Regions from separate parts of the Mus musculus genome. Here region 2 is linked to region 1. The links are chromatin loops, found by intact Hi-C in ENCODE. Cell type or tissue: heart. All regions are shown on one strand. Region 1 has its middle 47 kb from the start of Alkal1. Region 2 overlaps Rb1cc1 (RB1-inducible coiled-coil 1).

Region 1 (2,500 bases):
ATAATGAGGAGGAATACAACTAGAGCCCAGTAAACTCTAGATAATTATTATTGTGATCACTTGCCATTCGCTTCCGTTAGTTTCTAAAATGTATTTTTGGACAACTAGTTAATAGAAAACCCTTATTCCAAATTTCAGTTCCTCATTCTTCTGGACATGATTTTAACATTTAGCTATAACACTTATATCTATGTCTATTTCTGGAATGTTGACCAGAGAGGGTGACCAGACAGCACCTAGGTGATTTCTTCTTCTTGTTGGTTTGTCTCAATTAGATTTGAAACAAAACAAAAATAAAGTAAATAAACAAAAGACAACATCAAAGGTTTTCTGTTTTACTTATTGTTTGAGGGTTTTGGCTCTTCATCACTTAACTGTGGCTTGTGTAAGTGGCACCAAGATGTCAAACACAAGCACAAAGAACAAAGCAGACAAAAGCAAGTGTAGACAGGTCTTTAAACATCCACGTAATTCATAGCCTCAGATTGCGTTTGGAATTTGAGTTCTTTATGCACGATGGAAATGAAACAAATAGAAAATTACATGGAACAAATGATAGTTTGAATAAACACTAGATACAGCTCAGTGTGAAAGTCGATGGGTCAGAATCATTTTCTGAACCCGTGCTCCTTCCTTCTGTTGGCACATGGACCTGTTTTTCAGCAGTCCGACAAAGGAAGCCATTTGCAGAGGGAAACATTTTTGTACAGGGGATGGTCTCCAGGAAGGCAGATTTCACTTCTGTTCGGTTGTGCAGCACATTGCTGCTCCAGCTCCTGGTCCTGCTAGTCTGCATGTTGTCACTGGCCCCAGAGGGAAGGAAGACAGATGTGAGGAAACATGAAACCGCAATTACACTCTAAGAATACATTGTATGTTTTGTGTACTTTTAATGTCTTCTTTAGTTATTCATTTTTACAAAATCATTTCCCCACTGTGTATAAACTATTGCGGTAAATAAAGATCAAACAACAAACAAAACTGGGAAGTCAACTGATCACTGCGGGAATTATTTTTAATGTAGGGTCATCTTTCTTCCACACGGTGGCGCCTCGCTGTCAGACTTAAAAACACTGAAACATTGTGGCCACCAACAACTCCAGATGGGCTTCTCTGTGCTAGTAGTTTCATTTTGAAACAGAAAGTCAGTACTTAACAATCGCTATTCTGAGTACCTTTTTGCTCTCAGAAAGAAGAGCTAAGCAGATTCTGACAGGACTTAGGGAAGTCATAGCGCCATGTGCAATGGTTCAGAAACTTTAGTGTGTCAGAATCCCCTGGAAGCCCAAAGAAATAGAGACAGTAGATCACTTCCTAGTTTACAACTTGCAGCATCTGAGACCATACTCTGGGAGACTATTCTGTGACAAATTTTGAGGCCTCGGAATTATGTTCCAGTTCAAACTCAAGTTCAACTTCTGAGATGACTAAATGACCTGGAGTAGGGACATTGGTGATTAACTGAGGCTGGCACCTTCAGGTGGTTGGTATGAGGACAGCTGGAACAGACACAGGTGTCCCGGTACAATATGGGGCTTGGAAGTCTTGTTTTGTTTTATTGAAGACGTCACTTTTATTTGAAGTCAATAGCTGAATCACAAAGTACAAGAACATTCATTCAGGTAAGAAATTTCTTTTAAAACTGTAAATAAGTATTTTAAGCCAGGAGCATCACACGAAGCAGTTAGTATTCTCTGGTACTGACTCTACCCCTCCTTCTCTCTCTTTTGTTTTACCACAAAACTTTATTTTATTCCACTTTTAACATAATGAGTCTTTTTAAAGTTTCAAAACAAAAAGGCATAACTAAGTACCCTTTGTAAACATTAGAAATGAACTAAAATCTAGGTTATTCACTAAAAGTCAGGAGTCAGGCTGGGATCTTAGGTCTTAGGAGAACAAAATAAACCGAACAGCATCTAACAAACAGGGACATCTCTCTGTTTTTACAGCCCCTCTTTCCTGTGCAGCCCACCCTTATGTCTTACACCAAGCAAGGAGAGCAACTCATAAAAATCCCTAGAGCCCCCAATTAGAAGGATTCATTGTCCAACAAGGATGGTCTACATGCTATTCTTTGCCTTTTGAAGGAATTAGAAACACTCTCAGACCATTTAAAAATATTCTTATATTCTGACAAGTGGGGCTGATAGATCCATTCTAGTAGCTCCCCATCTGGCAGACCTCATACCTCAGAGGCTAAGACGGATCCTTCTCCGTAGTACTTAGTATGGTGATTTGAATGCAAACATTCCTCATAGATGCAGATGTTTGAATATTTAGTCTCCAATTGGTGAAGCTGTTTGTCATGCTTAAGAAGTGTCTTAGTCAGGGTTTCTATTCCTGTATAAACATCATGACCAAGAGGCAATTTGGGCAGCACTTGGGAGGCAGAGGCAGGCAGATTTCTGAGTTCGAGGCCAGCCTGGTCTACAGAGTGAGTTCCAGGGCAGCCAGGGCTACACAGAGAAACCCTGTCTCGAAAAACAAAAACAAAATC
Region 2 (2,500 bases), 130 kb before region 1:
GGAAATGAAAAATTAAAAAGAATAATAATAAAATTTAAAAAATGAAGTCTACATTATCTACCTATTTTTATGAACTTAATTGATAATTATAAATTTGGCTGTAATATTCTACAATAGATCAACTGCTCACACTGCATATATATTCAAACATGATATAACCTAGTAATTGCAAAATTACTATCAAAATTTTGATGTTCATTTTGTTGGTAATTAATATATGCTTATTTACTGAAAGATCTTACCAGTGTTTTTCAGATGAGTAGTTTAAGTAGTGCCTTTCCTGTACTAGTTATGATTTGTTTTCCTATCTTGTTCATTTGTTCATTGATTCATCATCATCATTATTGTTTTATGGAGTTTTATTTTGTAGAAACTGAGCTTTGTTCATCATGCTGAGTAACAATGCCCATTATTTATTAGCTCATTAAAGAGTTCAAAGAGAAGAGAATAGCTATTCTGGAATTTTTAGACTAAGTAAAACTGCTTAGAAAATTAGTTTACCCCAAGCCAAGTGTGGTGGAACAGGCCTTTAATTCCAGTACTCTGTCTCCTCAGATGCAGTCAGACGTAGGCCCTGAAAAGAAGAGGGAAATCAGTTTCCTCACATGATCTGATGGTCAAACCCCATTCATGGGCTAGGGCACTGTCACTTGACCACCCCGTCATGGCTTTTGATGGATGGCCTATTTAGAATGTCTGTGTGACAGCAGTTATATAGCCATGAAAAGTGAAAAGATAAATTTGTTTTCAGAAATAGGTAGCATTTTTCTTATTGTATATTTTTGGATTTTTGACACAGTCTCATATATCCCATACCAGTTGCAAACTGTCGTGCATCCGTGGTTGATCTAGAACTCCTGGTTCATCTCCCTGTACCTATCCACTGCTATGTTTCCAGTTATAGAGCACTATGCCCCAATTCATCTGCCCTCTAGCCTTGTTCCTGTTTCACTTGTTTCCTGTATTTATTTAAGGGGTGTTTGTTTTTCACAGTTTGGGGATCAAAGCTAGTGTCTTGTGTCTCTAAATTTTATCCCAGCTCTTTACATTTTTAGATGAAAATGATGCAAACCCACGTATTTACTCAGACTTGCCTGTTAACATTTTACCTTATTTCTATTATTTCTTATGTTTTTCTAAACATGTACACTACTAAAGTAATGAATTTTAAAACCAAGTGCTTGTCTTCTCATTGGTGTTCTCAGTTCCTGCCCAGGAAGCCCACTTCTAGACTTCATTTGATTCTTACTATTAACTGCTCACTGAGTCCAAGTTGTGTGTGTGTTGCTGCTGCTGTGCTAGGCACTGGTTACAGCTTCCTTCACACACTGACCGACTGCCAGCCACTCAGAAGTCTGGAGGTTGTCATTCGTTCCTTCAGTAGGTGGCAGTGTTGAGTCAGTTATTGGTTCATCACTTAGATTACTAGTGTTCCGTGAATGAGTATTTTAAAAAGCACACATATTTATATATTGGAACACACCATGGATATTTTTTCTTCAATAAATAATTTGGATTTTACTGGTTTTTAAAGTGATTAAACATTCTTTTGAGAACACCATTATTGTTTTGATTCTAAAGTTCTTTTTTTCATGAATGAACTTTGAAAATATATTACCAATTTATTAGCTTCAGGTGCATCTAGAAGACCCTGGGTCCTTGGGAAAGTAATGGAAAAGGAATACTGTCAAGCCAAAAAGGTAAGAGTTAACCCTGTAATAGTACACTTAGGGGTTTTAGTATATGGAAATAGTTACTAGTGTTTTCTGATTTCTGTTCACCTAGAGCTTGAATTTTATTAAATTGAGTTTAACCCAGAAACTTAGTAAATATTGCTATTATCTTTAGATAGAAGTAGGTTTCCAACAGTTCATCCGCCTATAAAGGAGAACAGGCAGTGTAACTCATGTTGAAGGCACTAGAAGCAACAATGAGCTTGATTTGTATGGTTGGCCTGTACTCATTTTTATACGCTACAGCATTGATTAAATTAAAAATGCTCTCAAGTCTTTATTTGGAGGCTAAAACGAAACTGACAAGCCAGGATTGGTGGTATACCTCTGACCAGAGCACTTGAAGCCAAGGCAGGGATGGAAGGATCTATTGAGTTCCTAGTCATCCTGGGCTATGAATATATGCACATGTTATCCAAGCCTTTGTAAGGCAGGGGAAGGAGGGATGCTACACATTTGAAGCCAGTCTTGTCTACATAGTGAATGCCAGGGCATCCAGGGTATATAGCTAGACTATAGTAGACAGGGAAGGGGGGATAACTACACCATCCTCCCCACCCCCAACACTCATTAATATTAGTTTATTCTCATTTGGTCGGGAGCCTATCTTTTATAGTTTGGTACAGAGTAGAGACTCCACCTCCTCTTCAATACTCTAGCAGTAAGCAGTGTGCTAGAAGGGTACTTGTAATTTGTTTCATTCATTCAGTGACTCCTTTTCTCTTTCCTTCTTTTTTTTTTTTTTTTTTTTTCCATTTTTTATTAGG

What was found. A loop is a pair of places that touch in the nucleus more often than their neighbours do. Peaks named below come from ENCODE experiments on the same cell type or tissue, not always from the same donor. Only the 100,000 strongest peaks of a DNase experiment are listed, where the experiment ranks them.
Region 2: a loop joins it to region 1, with 4 times the contacts of the local background. A loop is called at or near these places in 9 of 42 quality-filtered maps.

Annotation. Positions count from the first base shown.
Region 1 is chr1:6,405,470-6,407,969 of GRCm38, forward strand. No RefSeq gene overlaps it. Among named protein-coding and RNA genes, the nearest start is that of Alkal1, 47 kb to the left of the region's middle. In heart, a CTCF peak has its summit at 1,042; no DNase peak of the experiment used is centred here.
Region 2 is chr1:6,271,072-6,273,571 of GRCm38, forward strand. It overlaps Rb1cc1 (RB1-inducible coiled-coil 1), which reads left to right. Exons shown (of 24, transcript NM_009826.4): 23 at 1,630-1,700. Among named protein-coding and RNA genes, the nearest start is that of 4732440D04Rik, 56 kb to the left of the region's middle. In heart, a CTCF peak has its summit at 1,380 (motif pointing right); no DNase peak of the experiment used is centred here.